2 separate regions of the Homo sapiens genome follow, and region 2 is linked to region 1. The links are chromatin loops, found by intact Hi-C in ENCODE. Cell type or tissue: sigmoid colon. All regions are shown on one strand. Links, peaks and the distances in the headings refer to the core of each region. The heading gives the core; the rest is flanking DNA.

Region 1 (5,385 bases), core at 299-5,298:
GGAATTTATAATGAAGCCATTACACAATGGCTAATATCTAGATAATTTGAGTTTACTTTTTGGTAATTAATTACCCCATGTCCTCCTAATTTCTTCTTTCCTTACTCCAAGGAAGAGTTGCATTGTTTAAAACTCAAAATAAGATCCCAGAAAGCCTATTCCTAGGTGTTTACTCAAGAGAATTTAAAACATGTTCACACAAAAACCTGTGTGTGAAAAGTATATAGTGGCTGTATTAATAAACATCCCAAACTGGAAGGAACCCATATGTCTTCCAACTGATGAACAGATAAACAAACTGCAGCGTATCTGACACACTCACCATGAATCAATCTCAAATGTATTATGCTAAGAAGCCAGACCCAAAAGGCTACATACTATAGGATTCAATTTATATGACATTCTGGAGAAGGCAAAATAATAGGGAAAGAAAATAGGTCAGTGGTTGTCAGGGGCTAGAGCTGGGGGTCAGAGAATGACTACAAAGGGGTATGAGAGAACTTTTGCGGTGACAGATATATTCTATATCTTGAGTGTAATGGTGGTTGTACAAAATTGTATGCACCTGTCAAAATTCATAGAACTGGACACTAAAAGGGAGAATTTTACCATATTTAAATTTTACCTCAAAAAAACAGGTTTTATTTTATTTTTTGAGATGGGACAGTGGCAGGTCTCACTATGTTGCCCAGGCTGGTCTCAAACTTTTGGGCTCAAGCCATCCTCCAGCCTCAGTCTCCCAAGTAGCTGGGATTACAGGCATGCACCACCATACCTGGCTAAGGAACCGAATTTTAAAAAAGCAAGACCCAAGAGGCTAAATGTTCTTAGAAGTGGGCAGTATTTAGAAAACCTGAGATTTATTCTGACAGTTTGTAGGGTTTACATTTTTAGATGATAAATTCTTCAAAAAGCAAGTTAGAAAATACTATACCATAATACTTCAATATCTAAAATATGAAGAAACCTATGTTAGCATACTGGTAAGAGCAAAAACTTTACGTTAAAGTAGAAAGAATTAGACTATTTTATCAACTGCCCAGCTCTCATCCTAGGTTCAACTAACTCAAAGCAATACAAAACCACTCTGATTAGCACACTTACCTTTATATTATTCAAATTAACTTCAACAAGATGAGCATCGTTTTCTTTAGTTCTCTTCAAACTCTCTTCTACATTGGTTGGATTTGGTGGCTCATCAAATACCGGAAGAATCTTTTCACCTTTGACCACATCTGCAGTGATAAATGAAAAGAGCAGGATTTGATACCATTTTTTTTTTTTTGAGACGGAGTCTCGCACTTTCGCCCAGGCCGGAGTGCAGTGGCACGATCTCGGCTCACTGCAAGCTCCGCCTCCCGGGTTCAAGCCATTCTCCTGCCTCAGCCTCCTGAGTAGCTGGGACTACAGGTGCCTGCCACCACGCCCAGCTAATTTTTTGTATTTTTAGTAGAGACGGGGTTTCACCATGTTAGCCAGGATGGTCTCTATCTCCTGACCTCGTATCAACCCGCCTCAGCCTCCCAAAGTGCTGGGATTACAGGCAGGAGCCACTGTGCTCAGCCTGGAGTTGATACTATTACAGTGCATGCAGATAATTGACTTGGTAACATCTCTTTCTCTCTCTCTCATACACGCATATTTATTCAAGGGGACAGATTTAAAAGTTCCATCCCCACAATTCCGAAAAGATCCTTTATGTGTTGACACATATTTATTTATTTAATTTTTTTTTTTTTTTTTTTTTTTTTTTTTGAGATGGAGTCTTACTCTACCACCCAGGCTGGAGTGCAGTAGCAAGATCTTGGCTCACTGCGACCTCCTCCTCCCACGTTCAAGCAACTCTCCTGCCTCAGCCTCCCAAGTAGCTGGGAATACAGGCGTGTGTCACCATGCCTGGCTAATTTTTGTATTTTTAGTAGAGATGGGTTTCGTCATGTTGGCCAGGTTGGTCTTGAACTCCTGGCCTCAAGTGCTCTGCCTGCCTTGGCCTCCCAAAGTGCTGGGATTACAGGCAGGAGCCACTGCGCTTGGCCTTGACACATATTTAAAGCACCCAAATAAAATTTTACTGAATATAAATACCAAACATATTCAACATTTAATTTGTTTGCCATGTATCAGTCTTCAAAAATGAATATTTTCATTGTCTTAGTATATTACAAGATATTTTTACCACTCAAATATATTTGATAGCACAAGTTGATGATGCCATTTGTTTTTGGCAAAATTTAAGATAAAATAATAGTATGATAAAATCTAGCATCTCATCATTTCTCTGAAATTTGACTGATAATTGGCATAAAGGCAGTAAGAATCACAGACTTAAAGAAATATAGCCTAAATGAGAAGAATAAGGTGATGGGAGGGCACATTACCTCTTCCTCCCACGAGGAGTACTCTGCAGTGGGAAAGTGGGGAGAACTTCCTGCGAGAAAGAAGGAATAGGAAAGAGGGTAGGAATAAGGAGCAGAGAGGGAGAGGAGGTAAAGGTACACAGAAGAGCTACTGAGACAGAGGCTCCAAAATTTACTGCCCTCCCTCACTCTCACTCCCTAATCTTTACCTCAGCTACCCACACAGGAATATGATGCTTCAGATGTGAACGACAGAGGACCTGAAATCCTTGAGCCCTTTAAAGAGATCACTGTGCTCTGATGCATGTGTGTGGAGGTCTACGAACACCTATAATAGGTAAACTTTTATGGATACATTTTCTGGGGAAAACATTACTTTTTTGTGGTCATTCAAGTCAAAGACCACAAAAGGCTCACAAACTAATGAATGAGCACGAAAGAGTAAGAGCAATTGACATGGAAAGACTGACCGGGTTCAAAATGGACTACTATCTGGCTTTTTTCCTTCCTGCCTTCCTCTAGATTTTAGCAGCAAAACTCATCTTGAGACAGGGTGCACTGATTATCCAATAAATTCCATCTAAGAGTATCTTGTTACTTTCAAATATCACACACACACAGCATCTTGAGAAGATCAACTTAGATGAAGGTTTGAAAATTACTTTCCCGAGGTCAGGTGAAAAATCTGAATATATTTAGTCTGGAGAAGTACCTATTAAAAGAAGTTATCCTAGCTGTTTTCAGATTTATCCTGTAGAAGTTGAGAAGAGACAAATTTAGTGCTGTTCTGAGAGGCTGCGTTAGAACAAGTATAGATTGCCAAGAAGCAGAACTTGGTTCAAGACAAGGAAAAGCTTCCTAATGGAGCTCTGCTAAACAACAGAGAGTGGGATCCCTCTCACTTAAGTTCAGCAAGGTAGTCTTCAAGATAGCTAGGGAAGAACTTCCTCATTGAATGGAAAATTGAATAGTTCTAATTTTATAAAACCAAAAGATTTCTTTCCCCATTCCACACATCCTGTGGAGTGGGGAAAGATGGAATGGGGAGAGAAATCTTAAGAGCCTTGCCCCTTAATGAAATAATGAATCCAGTCAATGGGATGCAGGAATTATTAAGCAAAAGGTTCATGGGAAACTTAAAAAGGATGGGTCAGGCTGCCTACATTTGAACCCTGTGATCAATCTCATTCCCCCAAAGAGGAAGGATTAGACTTCATAAGCTTCTTAATATGATTCAGTCACCACCCATGAAGCATTCTTGCCAAAAGGGACCTGCACCTGCATCTCATCAAGCCACTAGAACTAACAGTTTACAGAAACATAGGTGATAGAAAAACATAAAATGATACCATAAGGTTGAAATCAGCCAAATCCAGAATGTGGAAAATTCTACGAAAAATAAACCCAGTTTCTTAAAAAATAAATGGCACAGAAAAAAAAAAAAAAAAGGAAAGAGGTTGGGGAGGAGAACTGTTAAGAAATTAAGGGAGACTAAAAAGACAAACAACCAAATGCAGTGTGTAACCTTTTTTGAGCCAATCATGAAACGACATTTTGGAGAGAACAGAGGAAATCTGGACACAGACTGGGTATTACATGATATGAAGAAAATACCGTTAATTTTTAAGTTTGATGATGGCATCATGATTACATTAAAAGAAAAGCCTTTATTTGTGAGACACACATATGGAAATATTTATAGGTATGTAATACAAATGAACAGGGTTTGCTTTAAAATACGTCAAGAAAAAAAAGTAGAAGGGTTAGGAAGGGAGACAGAAGATGAATAAAACAAGGCTGGCAAATGTTAAAAACAGCGGAAACTGGGTAATGAATATATTATTCTCTCTTCTTCTATGTGTGTTTGAACATTTCTACAATAAAAACTTAAAAATGAGAAGGGGGATGGTCAAATTACAAAACATCGTAGAAAGGAATGTTATACACATGTCTGAATGATGTAGATGTATACATATTAACTAGAAAACACGGTCGACTGCTAAGTGATACACTATATAACACGGGTTAAAATCCTTACCACTGACTTTGTGTAAAATATTGAGGTTACCCAATTATTTTAAAATGTCAGCTTTCTCACATGCAAATTAAAAATAATAATATCTATTTCATAGAACTGTTGTCAGGGCTAATAAGAGTACTTCACGTCCAAGAGCTGTGCACACAACATGGCCCACAGTAAGCATTCAAAAACAGTTGGCCAGGCACAGTGGCTCATGCCTGTAATCCCAGCACTTTGGGAGGCTGAGGTGGGCAGATCACCTGAGGTCAGGAGTTCGAGACCAGCCTGGCCAACATCGCAAAACCCCATCTCTACTAAAAAAAAAAAAAAAAAAATTAGCTGGACAAGGTGGCGTGCACCTGTCAAATCCTAGATACTCAGGTGGCTAAGGCAAGAGAAGCGCTTGAACCTGAGAGGCGGAGGTTGCAGTAAGCCAAGATGGTACCACTGCACTCCAGCCTGGGTGACAGAGCAAGACTCCGTTTCCAAAAAAAAAAAAAAAATTAGCTAATAGAATTATTATTGAAAAATTAAGTTGCAATAAATATTTACAGTATAATCGATTTTTTGTAAAAAATAAGAGACTATGTATAATATGTATACATTAGTATAAACAGTGCAAAGCCTGGAAGGGTATATACAAAATTGTTAACAGGGTAGGTGGTGTTTGGGGAAGTAGAGGGCATGATGGCTGGAGACAGAGACACTTTTACCTCTTCCCATAAATACTTATGTACTGTTTAAATGTGCTACAAAGGCATGTATCACCTTGCTAATTTAAGAACACCCTATACATGAATTTATTTTTTGAGATAGGGTCTTGCACTGTTGCCCAGGCTCGAGTGCAGTAGTGTGATCACAGCTCACTGCAGCCTCAAGCTCCTGGGCTCAAGCCATCCTCCCCTCAGCCTCCCAAGTAGCTGAGACTAGAGACATGTGCCACCATGCCCAGCTAATTTTTAAAATTTTTTAGAGATGGGGGTCTACGTTTCCAATGCTGGTCCTGAA
Region 2 (5,385 bases), core at 301-5,300, 330 kb before region 1:
CGTCTGCCACCATGCCTGGCTAATTTTTGTATTTTTAGTAGAGATGGGATTTTACCATGTTGGTCAGGCTGGTCTCAAACTCCTGAACTCAGGTGATCCACCTGCCTCAGCCTCCCAAAGTGCTGGGATTACAGGTGTGAGCCACCATGCCTGGCCCAGGGAAGTTAATTCTACTGATACAACCCATTAGATCTGGCATTTTGAGTAGTTAAGCATGCTTCAAGGCCAAGCTGTGTAGGCAGTGATGGTTTAACAAGATTTTAGCTAAGAAAGAAACTGCAGTGAGGATGTCTTGCATAGACACGCAACGCTGTAATTGTGTTCCCTTTGTCTTATATAAAGCATAATCGTTGTTTTTTCTTTACCTGATTCCGTCATTGCTGTGATTCAGACAATCTCTGAGTTCGAAAAAGAGATAGAACTACTTCAGGCACAGAAGATAGATGTGGAGAAACATGTGCAGTCACAAAAACGGGAAATGAGAGGTAATAAAAATATGAGTCTCTTAGTCCATGGGTGCAGACTGAATTTATCATAGCTGTGTCGCTGCTAAGGAAACGTGTCCTTTGGTATGAATTTGGTTGGACATATGGTAGATTGCTTAGTTGATAGGTTGAATAGCTAGTTGGTTGAATACCTGGAAGATTGGTTAGTTGGTTGATTGGATAGCTGGTGAGTTATTTAGCTGGAGACTGTGAAGCTAGAAAACTGGGCCCTGGAAAGGGAATGGGAAAAGATAAATCATCCACAAATGTAATATATACAACTCTGCCTTTCCCTTTCAGAAAAGATGTCAGAGATCACCAAACAACTTCTCGAAAGCTATGACATTGAAGATGTAAGAAGCAGGTAATCATTTTTGCATTATCAAACATTTTAAGACATGTAAACATGTAAAACGTGACAGAGATGATAGATTTTCTTATCTTCCTTATTTTGCAGGCTCTCTGTGGAAGATCTGGAACATTTAAATGAGGATGGAGAACTTTGGTTTGCTTATGAAGGACTAAAGAAAGCAACACGGTTAGAAATTCTCCTCAGGGATCTTCTTTATTTTTCAGAGATAATAAATAGACTATTGGAAAGTCCAAAGTTTACCTTACATAGATTGATACACAAATTCCTTATAGTAGAATGACTGAATAACCACTAGAAATATTTCTCTGAGAAGTAAGTAAGTAGCTTATTCATGAAGAGCAATCTCTTTGTGGGATAAAATGCCTAGTAAAAAACCCCATAACCCATACAGTGAAAACTGATTATCAAATAAGTTAGTTAATGTTGCCAGAAATATGTAGATACATTTAAATTTAAGGCATGTGCTGCATTTATTTAAATTAATAAACTTTATTTTTCACAGCAGTTTTAGGTTCACATCAAAGTTGAGCAGAAATACAGAGAGTTCCCATATATCCCTGCCACCACACACACACAACCTCCCCCACTGTCAACTTCCCAAACCACAGTGATGTGTTTACTATGACTGGTGAACCAACACTGACACGCCACTGTCACCTCAAGTCTATAGTTTACATTAGAGTTCACTCTTGGTGTACATTCTGTAGGTTTTGACAAATGTATAATGACTCGTATCCACAACTGTAGTATCATACAGAACATGTTTTGTTTTGTTTTGTTTCTGAGATGGAGTCTCGCTCTGTTACCCAGGCTGGAGTGCAGTGGCAAGATCTTGGCTCACCGCAACCTCCACCTCCAGGTTTCAAGCGATTTGCGTGCCTCAGCCTCCCAAGTAGCTGGAACTACAGGCATGCGCTACCACACCTGGCTAATTTTTGTATTTTTAGTAGAGACGGGATTTCACCATGTTGTCTAGGCTGGTCTCAAACTCCTGACCTCAAGTGATCCGCCCACCTCGGCCTCCCAAAATCCTGGGATTACAGGTGTGAGCCACTGCGTCTGGCCAGTATTTTTTAAACTATTAAGAGTGTAAAAATATAATAACTTCTAAAATTTTCTTCATTGTTAACTACATATTAACCCCCACATAATGCTTCCTAACTAGCTAGAAGATTTTATAATTAGGCATTCCTGATTCTGTAGCCTGTAACCGTGAGTGCATAAGTAAACTTGATGTACTTCGTGCACGGCTCTTGTTGTGGGTCTTCATAACTGCCTCCCAGCAGTCCATAAAACAGAACAAAGGCCATGTGGTTTATTTCTTGACCCCTCCTTTAATAGTGTTTTGGAGAGCCATTTCCAGTCTCAGAAGGATTGCTATGAAAAGGAGATTGAAGCTTTGAACTTCAAAGTGGTGCATCTCAGTCAAGAAATCAACCACCTGCAGAAGTTATTCAGAGAAGAAAATGACATCAATGAAAGCATCCGTCATGAAGTTACCAGGCTAACATCAGAGAACATGGTATGGTCTCAGCCAGGGGCCCCAGTCGTGGCCATCATACTAGAGTTGTTCTTTGTCAGTGGCGTCAAATTCAGTTTCTTGGCAGTAAAAGAGTGGATATAAATTACTTTTTCCAGAAGTGAAATAACTTGGTCTGGTGATTAAACTATAAAATGACTGCAGACCAGAGAGCACTCTGATACAAGAGTGTGTGTGTTCACCACAGGATGGCTGCAGGCGCTGTGATTGTCTGTGTGTGCGCGTAAGTGTGTATGTTTTAAAGCCTGTATATTTAAATCAAGCCCTAACCCCTTGGAAAGTGACCACAAAATTGAAGGGTAGCTCTTGAGACAGGAGTGTGTCAGAAGGCCAGTCCTGCTCATGCCTGAAATCTCACCTTTTTTTTTTTTTTTTTTGAGATGAAGTCTCACTCTGTTGCCCAGGCTGGAGTGCAATGGCATGATCTCAGCTCACTGCAACCTCCGCCTCCCAGGTTCAAGCAATTCTCCTGCCTCAGCCTCCCGAGTAGCTGGGATTACAGGCGCCCACCATCACGGTCAGCTAATTTTGCATTTTTAGTAGAGACAGGGTTTCACTATGTGGGCAAGGCTAGTCTCGAACTCCTGACCTCGTGATCCGCCTGCCTCAGCCTCCCAAAGTGGCATAAGCCACCGTGCCCGGCCTTCAAATCTCACCTTTTCAAGGGCTTCCTCTTCCATGACGTGCATTCCTAGCCACTGCATTTGTCTCATTCTTTCTTCCAACTCATGCCTACTGGCCTGGAGAAATGCTTTAGGAATCTCCTCATTCAAAAAGCCATCTCTGTCTTAACCCCACACTGCTGTGGCCATCACCCATTTCTTTGGGGTCTTAGTCAGACTTACAAAGACCCTCTAGGCATACTTCCTCCGCACACCTCCCATTCACTGCCCACCACCCCATTCTGTCGTGTGTCCCCACCACTGGCTGACTCTGCCTGCACAGAGCTGAGCACTAAGGGTTCCTTTGCACCCTCATCTTACTCAGTGTCTCAGCAGCCTCTGGCGATGCTAATCTTGCCCTCTCTGCCTTGTTCTCTTGGCTTCCAGGACGCCCCGCTCTCCCAGCATTCTTGTCCCGCCTCACTGGCTGCTGCTCCCCTACTTCCTTACTACCCCCTCCTCTCCCTAAACTGAGAGTGTTAGGAAATCTCGGGGCTGTAGCAGCAGTTGAGGACCAGGGGTGGACACAGGGAACGGTAGTGGGGGACCTTTACATCTTTGTTTATTCCTTGGATGAAACTTTAATGAGGAATTTGCAGTGAGACCCAATTGCACATTCAAACAAGTACAGATGCTCCTCAGCTTACCATGGGGCTACGTCCCAATAAACCCATCGTATGCTGGAAGTATTGTATTGTAAGTTGAAAATGCATATAATACACCTGACCTACCAAGCATCGTAGCTTAGCCCAGCCTGCCTTAAACGTGCTCAGAATGCTTACATTAGCCTGTACTTGGGCAAAATCATCTAACACAAAGCCTATTTTTATAATAAAGTGTTGAATGTCTCATGTAACTTATCAAATACTATACTGAAAGTGAAACACAGAATGGTTGAATGGGTACTTGAAGTATGGTTTCTACTAAATGCATATCACTTTCACACCATCACAAACTCGAAAAATAGTAAGTTGAGCCATCGTAAATCAGGGGCTGTCTGTATTCTTCATTTAGACTTCAGAGGCCTGGATCTCAGCCACTCAGTTTTAAAATGAGCATGTTTATAAACTTGGGGAAGGAAAAAAAACCCTGTTTTAACCTAACTGGGGGTGGAGGCGATGGACATGTAAAGAAATATACAGATAGGGACAAAGGATTGAGAAACTTACCGGGTGATTCCAGACCTCCACTAACAGAGCAGTGCATGTCCTTGAATTCAAAAGTAGCAGTGGGACCCTTTGAGATGGCTTTTCCTGTTCCTAGATGAGGAGACGATGGCTCTGGGCTTGGACCAAAGACGCTGGCTGCCATTTCTTCACCTAATTCCTCCCTCAACTCAGCATAGGATTTCTATACATGTACACATCCTTCTCTCCCTGTCGTAGCTGTGTGAGAACTGCTTCCTCTGAGCATACTGGTGTTTCCTGAGACTATATAGGTTTTGAGGTTAAAAAAAAATGTTAATCCAGTCTAATGTCGTGGCTAGCTCTTTTACACAGCTATCTGTTCTGCAGGCTGAACACCAAGATAGTTCAGTTTGCTTCTAAGATTTTAAAGTTCATAGATAAAAGTATTTTATATTCTAATATTTCTAATTCTTCTCTAAAGATGATCCCAGACTTTAAACAGCAAATTTCAGAATTGGAGAAACAGAAGCAAGATCTTGAAATCCGCCTGAATGAACAAGCTGAGAAAATGAAAGGTAACTGAAACCCTCATTAACCTGCTTTTAGAAAACGGTTTCCTGTACCCCGGAAATGACATTGAAATGTCCTTGTACTCAGGGCTTTTAAACTCTGGTTCTCTAGGGGGCTGGGCAGGTAACAAATGTGAGAAGGGGGCTAGTTGAAAGATATGGGAAGGTATGTAGGACATTTAAAGGAGGTGCAGGCTGAGTGCAGTGGCTTACACCTATAATCCCAGCACTTTGGGAAGCGGTGATGGGTGGATCATTTAAGGCCAGGAGTTCGAGTTTGAGACCAGTCTGGGCAATATGATGAAACCTCATCTCTACAAAAAAAATTTTTTTTTTTTTTTTTGAGACTGAGTTTCGCCCTTGCCCAGGCTAGAATGCAATGGTGCGATTTCGGCTCACTGGAGCCTCCGCCTCCCGGGTTCAAGTGATTCTCCTGCCACAGCCTCCTGAGTATATCAAATTACAGGCACCCACCACCACACCCAGCTAATTTTTTTTTTTTTGTATTTTTAGTAGAGATGGGGTTTCGCCATGTTGGCCAGGTTGGTCTTGAGCTCCTGGCCTCAGGTGATCCACCTACCTTGGCTTCCCGATGTTCTGGGATTACAGCCGTGAGCTACTGAACCCAG

What was found. Peaks named below come from ENCODE experiments on the same cell type or tissue, not always from the same donor. Only the 100,000 strongest peaks of a DNase experiment are listed, where the experiment ranks them.
Region 2: a loop joins it to region 1, with 5 times the contacts of the local background. A loop is called at or near these places in 18 of 110 quality-filtered maps.

What each region holds. Positions count from the first base shown.
Region 1 is chr15:51,889,665-51,895,049 of GRCh38, reverse strand. TMOD3 (tropomodulin 3) reads right to left here. Exons shown (of 10, transcript NM_014547.5): 6 at 1,105-1,235. Among named protein-coding and RNA genes, the nearest start is that of TMOD3, 63 kb to the right of the region's middle. In sigmoid colon, for the core only: no CTCF peak of the experiment used is centred there; no DNase peak of the experiment used is centred there.
Region 2 is chr15:52,220,539-52,225,923 of GRCh38, reverse strand. MYO5C (myosin VC) reads left to right here. Exons shown (of 41, transcript NM_018728.4): 26 at 392-485; 27 at 786-849; 28 at 943-1,023; 29 at 2,200-2,380; 30 at 4,669-4,762. LOC105370820 (a long non-coding RNA gene) reads right to left here and starts at 4,764. Exons shown (of 4, transcript XR_007064638.1): 1 at 4,230-4,764; 2 at 366-715. In sigmoid colon, for the core only: no CTCF peak of the experiment used is centred there; no DNase peak of the experiment used is centred there; H3K27ac peaks cover 1,793 bases.